Regions from separate parts of the Homo sapiens genome. Here region 1 is linked to region 2. A link is a loop called in an ENCODE intact Hi-C map of the cell type or tissue named here. Cell type or tissue: PC-3. All regions are shown on one strand. Each heading gives the region's core, and the rest is flanking DNA. Links, peaks and the distances in the headings are about the cores only. Region 1 overlaps TMPRSS11A (transmembrane serine protease 11A). Region 2 has its middle 46 kb from the start of TMPRSS11F.

Region 1 (5,393 bases), core at 161-5,160, 260 kb before region 2:
AATATGGGCAGGATCTGTGAATATGAGGGATGCCATTCTCATGATTAGGTTATGTTATATGGCCAAGATGAGGGAATTTTACAGATGCGATTAAGACCTCTAATGAGTTTGACTTTGAATTCATCAAAAGGAGATTATCAAAGGTGGGCCTGACCTAATCAGCTGAGCCATTTCAAAAAGGGCGAGCCTTGCTGGAGTTGAGACACTTTCCTAAAGAGTTAAAGCAGCAAGCTGGCATGCATTCTACAGCTGCGAGTAAAGGAATTCTGCCAGCAAACCTTGAGGAGACCTTCAAAGGAGCCACAGATGTGGCCACAACCCCAGCTGACACCTTGATTACAGTTTGGTGAGACCCTGAGAAGAGGACTCAACTAAGCTGTGTCTGAACGTCTGACTCATGAAAACAGTGAGATAAAAATAAATGAGTGCTGTTTTAACTGTTTGTGATTATTTGTTACACATTTATAAAAAACTAATACAAGAATACGATATATCATCAGCTATAGTCACCATGATGGATGAGAGATCTCTTGAACTTTTTCTTCCTAACTGCAAATATGAATTTGTTGACCAGCATCTCCCTAACTCCTTCCCCTGTAAAGACCCCCAGCTTCTGGTTGCCTACTGTTGATATATCGTATTCTTGAGAAACGCTACAAGAGTAGATATTAAGTGTTCTTGCCACAAAAATGATAATTATGTAAAATAAGACGCTTCTTAGTTAACTAGATTTAACACTCACAGTGTACATATACTATACTTCAACACATTATGTTGCACATGGTAAGTACATGCAATTTTATACATCAATTAAAAAAAAAACTAAGTACATTTGAAAAAACCCTAATACACCAGTTTCTTTAGAAGACGATTTCCAAGATTTATTTCTGAAGAAATGTTTGTAAACACATATTTAAAAGTGCTCGGAAGATTTAAGTGTGTAACTCAGAAATATGCTAAGAGATTTTTCAAATTATTCTGTTATTTGAATACAATTGGTTTATATATATTATACACACACACACACACACACACACACACACATTTATATTGCCTACTATATCATCAATTAAAAACATTCATGGCCTGGCGCGCGGTGGCTCACGCCTGTAATCCCAGCACTTTGGGAGGCCGAGGCAGGTGGATCACGAGGTCAGGAGATCAAAACCATCCTGGCTAACACGGTGAAACCCCTTCTTTACTAAAACTACAAAACAATTAGCCGGGCATGGTGGTGGGCGCCTGCAGTCCCAGCTACTCGGGAGGCTGAGGCAGGAGAATGGCGTGAACCCGGGAGGCGGAGTTTGCAGTGAGCCGAGATCACGCCACTGCACTCCAGCCTGGGAGACAGAGCGAGACTCTGTTTCAAAATAAAAATAAAAATAAAAATAAAAATAAAATAATGGTGAGAAGAGTAAGGTGAAACTGACAATCTAAGTATTGTAAGTAGGTGACAGTGCAAATCCACAACTTCTTCAGCAAACTAAACTGGTTGGTAAAATGTATTCCAAGTCATGAAAAGCATAGCCCATAAATTCTGGACATCCCTGAGCTATATCTCATCTTCTGTAAAAATGCTTAATGACATTTCTAGCAAAATATTGATTTTATCAAATAATCAGCTTTTTATTTATCAATTTTCTATAGTTTATTTTTAATTTTATTCATTTCTATTCTTATTCTTATTATTTCCTTCCTTATGTTTGTTTTAGGTTTATTTTTTATTTTTCTAGTTTCTTGAAGTGAGAACTTAATTATTGATTTGATATCTTTCCTTATAATATGCATTTTCTATAAATTTCCCTTTCTACACTATTTTAGCAGCATCTGGCATATATTTATATATTTTTGTTTTCATTTAGTTCTATTTGTTTTTACAAATTTCTTCGAGATATTCTCTTTATTTACATATGTTTTTTAATTGGTAAGCATTTGGGGATTTTTATGTTATCTTTCTGTTACTGATGTCTAGTTAGATTCCATTATGATCAGAGAATATACTTTGTACAATTTCAATTTTAAAAAACTTCTTAAGGTTTGCTTTACAGACTTGAATATAGCCTCTCTTGGTGAGTAACGAATGGCTGCTTTTAATCTATTAATGTACTTAACAGATTAAGAATGATAGGTTAATTTAATCTATTTAATAGATTAAAAGCACCTGTGGGTCACTCACCAAGAGAGGCCGTGTTCAAGTAGGGTGGAGTGCTCTATAAGTGTCAGATTCTGTTGCCACTCACAGCGCATTATGACAGGTATGTTTCTGTGCCAGTCTCAAACTCCTGAAAGTGATTTTTCCCACCAAGCCAAAGGGGATTTGTGATGTCTTTCCCACCACTATGAAGCAGAGAATGCAAGCCCTATCTTCAGAGAAAATCCATCCAAGAGAGTGCAGACCTAGGGAGGTGTCAGGCTTACAGCAGCACTAGATCTACTAGAATTAATAAACCATAGGTAATATTTTCTGTGATTGGTAATACAACCTTAAAGAAAGCAATGCATGTCTCACTCTGTATAAGATAAAACAAAACCACATGGGACATCTGGAAAAAATCTAGAGACCCTAAAACCGATTCCTGCCTATGTGAGTGAAAGGTTATTCCTAGTTCCTTAATGGTAGACTGAGAATCAAAAGCTTATTCTTTATAATTTCTTGTATGTAAATAAATTGTATAGAATCCTGCAAATAGATTTAGTCATTCTCAGAAAGCCCTTTTGCATTTTCTCAAGCCCAGTGTTAAAGAAACTCTCTAGCTTTTGTTATACATATGTACCTGGACCACATGGTAGAATCCAGAGCGTGTCTCACTAAGATTGCCTAGAACATTCAGTAACTAAATCATCATTATTTCTTACAAGACTAAGTTAGTATATCAAGTTGAATACTTTTAGAGGGGACAAATAGTTTGACAATTTATCTCTACACTATTCTTATTCACCATCACACTTAAATTAGCTTCTTCAGTACTGAAGCAAATTTTGCTACATAGGCATAAAGAATATTTGAGTTAGCCACTCAATCTGAGTCCTCCTAGACACAGCTGGAACAATAGAAATTAATGTGAATTCTGGCAAAGAAAAGAAATAAATATTCCTTTCTATGTATTTTTTCTTTGTTGAGGATGATGTGTTGAGGTGTTGTTAGCCACCTCTGACACTAGGTGAAGCTAGCATCCCTCTGAATGAAGACAATATAGAGAAAAGAAGGGGCAAAAAATTCAAATTCAGAGACACAGAGCCAGATGACATCATATAAACCCCTGTGTCTGAAGTGAAACTTACTACACTTTTTTGACTTCCAAATTACATGAGCCAAATTTGTGGAAGTTTTTGTTTCTTTGTTTTTTATTCTGCACTGGTTAATGTGAATTGAATTTCTGTCACACAAAGTAAGAACCCTAACTAATCCAACCAGACTGTGTGGAAATGGCTGTCAGGATAATATTGATGGAGATGAAATCACATTGCCTTAGACAGGGCTTAGCGCTCTGTTAGCTATCCTGAGATACCCACCACCATAGTAAAGTGCTCCAAATCCTGTGATGTGGACAGTCAAATTTGGTTGGAAGGATGCAGAGGCTTCTGGCAAACAAATCTGGCGTATGTCATCCGAAAAGGTGACTCTGGAAGAGACCTGCACAACAGCAATGTCGTACTCTCTTGCTGCAGAGCGGTACTTCTCATGGATAATAAATCTTCTGACATTTCTTTTCATTAAGGGAGGGTTGATTTTTGTTCCAAAACTAACAGTCCATTGATGTGGATTTTTATACCTGGAAAAGGTTAGAAATTAACAGAATATATATAAGCTGCCCAAAGTATATGAGCTAGATTAATTGCATTTAGGCTAATATAAGAGAAATACAATCCTGAGAATACTTGGCTGCAGTTATAGTTTTCTTTTATCATTTAAATATAATCTATTGCTAATGTTTTGAAAGATAAAATCATATAAATGCCATATTAGAACTGATATTTAATACAAAACTATTGAATTTTAGAACTGTAATACACATAAAATATCATTCATTTATCCCTTCCACAAATATTTACTGAGCATCTGTGTGCTGAGCCTTATCTGAACTGCTGGGGATAAAGTGATGAACAGGACCTAAGGTGCCTGCTCACAGGAGTATAAGATTCCAGAGAAGGAAAAGGATCAAAGCAAGCAAACAAATAGATAAATAATCTTAAACATTGATAAAGGCTATGAACAAAATAAAATAGGGTAACGGAATAGAGTACTAACAGGTCATTATGATTATTTTGATAACGCATTTGGGCTAAGACATAGTAAAAGAGGGTCAGTGTGAGGAGATGAGGGAAACAAGTTTCCAGGCAAAAATCCCAAGGTCTTGGGTTGGATGGGCTGCAGTCAGAACACAAGGGAAAGAATGGTTGGGGGTGAGCTTGGAGAGGTAAGCAGGGACTAGATTTTAGAGTGTTTTATAGGTCATGATAAAGTGCTTAAATTTTATTGAAGTGATATGGGAATCTACTGGATAATTAAGCCAGAGAATAATGTAGTCTCATTTACATTTTTAAAAAACATGTTGGTTCTTTCTGGGGAGTAGATTCTTGAAGGTCAAGAATGGATGTGGTAAAGTCTATTAGATGACTGCATAGTCCTTTGAGAGATGATCAAATGTGGTAAATGCGGTTGACTTCTAGCTTGTGGGCTTGGGCAATGGGTGGATTATGGTACATACAGGAATCGGAAAAATCATTTAGTAGCAATGAAAGATCATCTAGTAAAGACTGTGTTTTATACTTAAGGAAAATAAAGCCTGGATAGGTTAAACTATTTGATTCACATCACATATCTGCCTGCCTCTCTCTGCTCTTCCCTTTATAAAACACTGTCTCCCACCAATTTACATTATTTGTATTTTTCAGAAGACTTCCTGCTTTATTTTGTTATGTGTGACACTAGTCACACATCTGTCTTGGTGTATTTAGTTATTGGAAGCATATTTTAAGGAAGACACTGACAAAGTCTCGAATGTTCAGAGAATAAGAACCAATGTGGTAGGGCATCTGGAAGTTGGTTCTGGAAAAATGAGGTAATTATATATATATATATATATATATTTTTTTTTATATATACACACACACATATATGCATATATATACACACATATATATGTATGCATATATATGTGTGTGCATATATATACTTTTTTCAAAGTTCAGGGTTACATGTGCAGGTTTGTTACACAGGTAAACTTGTGTCATGGGGTTTTGTTGTACATATTATTTCATCACCCAGGTATTAAGCCTAGTACCCATTAGTTATTTTTCCTGATCCTCTCCCTCTAGCACTCTTCGGTATAGCAAAGACATAGAATCAACCTAAATGCCCATTAGTGATAGACTGGATAAAGAAAATGTGG
Region 2 (5,393 bases), core at 312-5,311:
TTCTAAGCAGCAAAGCATTCAAGAGGTGACTTGGGTGCTGTTAAAGAAATTCAGTTTTATAAGGGAGGCAGAGCATAAAAGTTCTGAAAATTTTCAGGCTGACAATATGACAGAAAAGAAAATCCCATCTTCTGAGGAGAAATTCAAGCCAGCTGAAAAAATTTGCATAAGTAATGAGGAGCTGAATGTTAATCTTCAAGACAATGGGGAAAATGTCTCTAGGGCATGTCAGAGGTCTTCTCGGCAGCCCCTCCCATCACAGGCCCAGAGGCCTAGGAGAAAAAAGTGGTTTTGTGGGCCAGGCCCAAGGTCCCCATGCTGTGTGCAACCTAGGGACGTGGTGCCCTGCATCCCAGCTGCTCTAGCCATGACTAAAAGGGGTCAATGTAGAGCTCAGCTGTGGCTTTAGAGGGTGCAAGCCTCAAGCCTTGGCAGCTTCCATGTAGTGTTGAGCCTGCAAGTGCACAGAAGTCAAGGATTGGGGTTTAGGAACCTTGGCCTAGATCTCAGAGGATGTATGGAAATGCCTGGATGTCCAGGCAGAAGTTTGCTGCAGGGGCAGGGCTGTCATGGAGAACCTTTGCTAGGGCAGTGCAGAAGGGAAATGAGGGGTCTGAACTCCCACACAGACTCCCTACTGGGGGACCACCTAGTGGAGCTGTGAGAAGAGGGCCACCGTCCTCCCGACCCCAGAATGTTAGATCCACTGACAGCTTGCACCGTGTGCCTGGAAAAGTTGCAGACACTCAACACCAGCCCATGAAAGCAGCTGGGAGGGAGGCTGTACCCCACAAAGCCACAGAGATGGAGCTGCTCAAGACCATGGGAACCCACCTCTTACATCAGCATGACCTGGATGAGAGACATGGAGTCAAAGGAGATCATTTTTGAGCTTTAAGATTTGACTGCCCATTGGATTTTGGACTTGCATGGGGCCTATAGCCGCTTTGTTTTGGCCAATTTCTCCCATTTGGAACGGCTGTATTTACCCAATGCCTGTACCCCCTTTGTTTCTAGGAAGTAACTAACCTGCTTTTGATTTTCCAGGCTCATAGGTGGAACGGACTTGCTTTGTCTCAGATGAGACTTTGGACTATGGATGTTTGAGTTACTGCTGAAATGAGTTAAGACTTTGGGGGACTGTTGGGAAGGCATGATTGGCTTTAAAATGTGAAGACATGAGATTTGTGAGGGGCCAGCGTGGAATGATATGGTTTGACTGTGTCCCTGCCCAAATCTCATCTTGAATTTCCAAGTGTTGTGAGAGGGACCCAGTAAGAGGTAATTGAATCATGGGGGCAGGTCTTTCCCATGCTGTTCTCATGATAGCAAATAAGTCTCACAAGAGCTGATGGTTTTAAAAAGGGAAATTTCTCTGCACAAGCTCTCTTTGCTGGCTGCCATCCATGTAAGATGTGACTTGCTCCTCCTTGCTGTCCACCAGGATTGTGAGACTTCCCCAGCCATGTGGAACTTTAAGTCCAATTAAACCTCTTTGTTTTGTAAATTGCCCAGAATCAGGTATGTTTTTATCAACAGTGTGAAAACGACTAATACAGTGTTCTAACAAAAATACAAATGACATGTCATCAGAGAACGGGAGAGGAGAGAATAATTTTTGCCAAGTCTTTTTTATATGAAATTTGAGCTGGGCTCTGAAGGAAATTAGAGTTTTAATTGGCATGTTGTGTTGCTAAAGGGAGGAACCCATAGGCAGGACTGGGAATTTAGATACCATTTAGATTACGAAGGGCTTGAAAATAAAATTTTAAAAGTTATCTTTCTTAGCTGGGCATGTTGGCACATGCCTGTACTCCCAGCTACTTGGGAGGCTGAGGCAGGAGAATTGCTTGAACCCAGGAGGCAGAGGTTGCAGTAAGCCAAGATCACACCATTGCACTCCAGCCTGTGCAACAGAGCGAGACTGTCTCAACAAAGAAAAAAAAAAGATAAAAAGTTATGCTTCATGTATTAGTAAATCACCAAAGACTTGCAAGACTAGTTAGGAAACCATCAAGACTTAGGACTGATGGGGAAAGATGATAGAAAAGGAGAAATTAAAGGGGATAATAAATTTTCAAGAACAGTAATGCCATTAAATAAATGGGTGAACATATAAAGAGGAGCACATATGTAAGTCAAATGATAAAATGGGGTGGACATATTAAGTTTTGGGGGCCTTGCATTATTTGGAGTGGTCAAGTAGGCAGCTGGAGGTATAAAACAGAGTGTAGTGTTCTAAACCTGGCAGTTATTATAATTACCCTGCATTGCATTTGCTGTGTACTGGTACTTTCCACTTGGTTATGTGGTTTTTAGAGCAGAATCTATTACTTAAATACATCTTTATTTATCATGGAACTTGTTACTGTCCTTTGCAAGAATGAGTTTTTTTTTTTAATGGAATCACGGTTTATATTTTGTATTTGCCAGAAATAAGGATGGGGGGGGTAGGTTTTCACTTTGTCTATTCTTCTGTCTCCTGCTGGGATTGTATTTTGCTCATTTATGAGACTTCTCAAGTTAACAATGTTACGTTTGACATTTAGGGGAAACATGAGAAGCCTGATACTTGGGTTGTAGTGCCCTCTGCTGGGAAAAGTGATAGAACATAGGGGTGTTCTCGCAGAAAAGAAAAAAACAGAAGTTGAGATGTCAGAGACAGTAATTAATGTCTTTTTATCCTTTAAGCAAGTATATATGTGCATATATATTTTACATAAAAAAAAACTCAAAATAGTGAATGTATTTAAACATCAAGTTATTCTGGTAATTTAAAATGCAATTCCGTTTATAAAAACTAGCTTAACAAATTTCATTAACACATTTATGGAAAGCAAAAATAAATGATAAATCTGTCATATACAATTATGTCCCATTTGAGCTTAAAGAAACATAATTATAGGATTTCAGTTATTTATGACTACGCAACCATATGATTTTCCAAGACTGTTCGATGCAAAATTTTCAATTCATTTATATCAAGCTAAATGTCCCAATTTAGGCTGGGAAAATATGTTCACCATATTCATAAATATCTCATCAATATTTAATGACTAATGATTTATTGAAAATATCTCATTTAAATTGAAATTTCTTTAAACAAAGGTTAATGAATTTTTTTTCCTTTTGGTTATAAAGTAACCATGCTCATTATGGAAAATATAAGACAGACTCCAGAAATCATTCATAATATCACTAGAATAAACTCTGTTTAAAAAAAACACTCTGGTGTCCTATATTTTTTCTAGTCTTTTTTTCTACTCGTGTTTTATATAGCAGAGACAAACTACAGAGCAGTTTTACGTAACTTTTTTCTTTGCATGATGACTTATAAATCTGTGCAATTTTAAAGAATTCTCATCCCAACATTGTACTTGTTTCCTTTTCCCTTTTCTACCCAATTAAAGATAAAACTTCTTCAATACTAGCACAGAGCTTTTGATCATTACACCAGAAAGCATCTCTTGCTTGTCAGAACCTTCCAGGCTCTACTTCTACTCCTCTTTGATCTGGAACTGCACTGTTGCCTACTAGTCATCATTCTAGTTTATTCCCAGAGCCCTCTACTGTTTACTCTGTGAAAACTATTTGTTCTTTGCTACAGTAGAAATTAGTGCCAGCGGTCTTTTTCAACAAATTAGGCCAGAGAAACTTCTGTATCTCCAAATATACATGTTCTGTCTCATGTTTCTCAGCCTCCTTAAAGTTAAAAGGGGCCATTTAACAAGTTTTGGCAAATGATCTAGGAGCATTAGTGGATATATTTTCATTCTGTTAGTGGGTCTATTAGCAGCATTCTCTTGCTCTGTGATTAGGATTGTGAAGGCAAATGTTCACACGGCATAGCCACAAGATGAAAGCAGCCTGCATTGCTAATCCAGCAGCCTGGGAGAGTCATCCTACTGTCAATACCTATGAGTGAGAAGTAAATTTTGGTGTGCTAAGCTATGGAGATTTAAGTGTATGGAGCCACAGTAAAATCTAGCCTATCCTGACTAATACATGATAGTATATTCAGTCACAGTGTTTGACAATGTTGTTTTCTCTGCTTTGGGTGCCCTTCCCAAGCACCTCCATCCCTTCACCAAGAAGTTTTTCTTGAGCTTCCTCTTATTCATCCCACAGGACTCATCTCAGGGGCGTTTACTTGATAAACTTTTGATTGCCCCCACCCCTCATTCTGGGTTAGCTGTCTGTCCCATATGCTTCTGTAGTACCATAAGTATATAAATGAACAGTTCTTGGATATTTATGGATTGATGAAATTATTTTGTAGGTATTAGTTATATAAACTTTTCTTTAGAATAATTATTAGAATAATTAGAATAGATCAGCAGTTTTCAGAGTGTTTTCTGCAGACCCCTAAGGGTCTCTGAGGCTTTTTCAGGAAGTCTGTGAAATCAAACTAACAGTGAAAATAGATTAGTGGCAAAAAAGGCTGGGACTTTTAGCAAATCAAGGTAAAGGCAACAAACTGTACCAGGAGTCATTGCATCATTGTATTTTTCACTGCCATACATTTGCAGTAAAAAAAAAAATCCAACTTTATTTAAGAATGCCCTGGATGAAACATTAAAGATTATAAATTGCATTGCCTTTTGAAATTGAGTACATACATGTCTTTGTTATGAATGACAAAAGAGAGGTAGACATAAGCATGGTTGCTGCATAATTGAATTGAATGGCAATCTTGAGTAAAAGCACTGAAGTAATTTTATGATTTGCAAGGTGAATGCATCATTTTTACCGTGGAACAACATTTTATTTGCTAAGAGTGACTGAAAACCTATTAGAATCAGAATCAGTATTTAATATATTTAGAATCTGCATGTGGCAGATATTTTCAGAAAATGACTATTTGTTGCTAATTATGAAATATGAGATTTATTAAGAAAATTAGAATTTTGGTAAACTTATTTGTGCTACCGTGAACCTGACATCCCCATAATACTTAAAAGATTTTATAATGTGATCAGTGATATTAATGAACATGACTTTGTGACACAGTACAATGAAAGGTGTCAACATTTGGAATATTTACTTAACTCAGTGTAGTTGTCTGTTCTCACACTGCTGTAAAGACATACCTGAGACCTGGTGATTTATAAAGAAAGGAGATTTAATTGACTCACAGTTCCATATGGTTGGGGAGGCCTCAGGAAACAACATTCATGGTGGAAGGCGAAGGGGAAGCCAGACACATCTTACATGGCGTCAGGAGAGAGACAGCGAAGGAAGCCACACACTTTTAAACCGTCGGCTCTCATAAGAACTCACTCACTATCACAAGAACAGCATGGGGGAAACAACCTCCATGATCCAATCGTTTCCCACCAGGCCCCTCCTCTGACACATGGCAATTACCATTCAAGATGAGATTTGGGTGGGGA

Evidence for each region. Peaks named below come from ENCODE experiments on the same cell type or tissue, not always from the same donor. Only the 100,000 strongest peaks of a DNase experiment are listed, where the experiment ranks them.
Region 1: it touches region 2 in a loop (16-fold over the local background); 12 of 110 quality-filtered maps call a loop at or near these places.

Annotation. Positions count from the first base shown.
Region 1 is chr4:67,915,460-67,920,852 of GRCh38, forward strand. TMPRSS11A (transmembrane serine protease 11A) reads right to left here. Exons shown (of 10, transcript NM_001114387.2): 8 at 3,514-3,773. Among named protein-coding and RNA genes, the nearest start is that of TMPRSS11D, 34 kb to the left of the region's middle. In PC-3, for the core only: CTCF peaks have their summits at 3,181 and 3,380; no DNase peak of the experiment used is centred there.
Region 2 is chr4:68,173,156-68,178,548 of GRCh38, forward strand. No RefSeq gene overlaps it. Among named protein-coding and RNA genes, the nearest start is that of TMPRSS11F, 46 kb to the left of the region's middle. In PC-3, for the core only: CTCF peaks have their summits at 2,587 (motif pointing left), 2,787 and 3,609 (motif pointing left); a DNase peak (open chromatin) is centred at 2,576.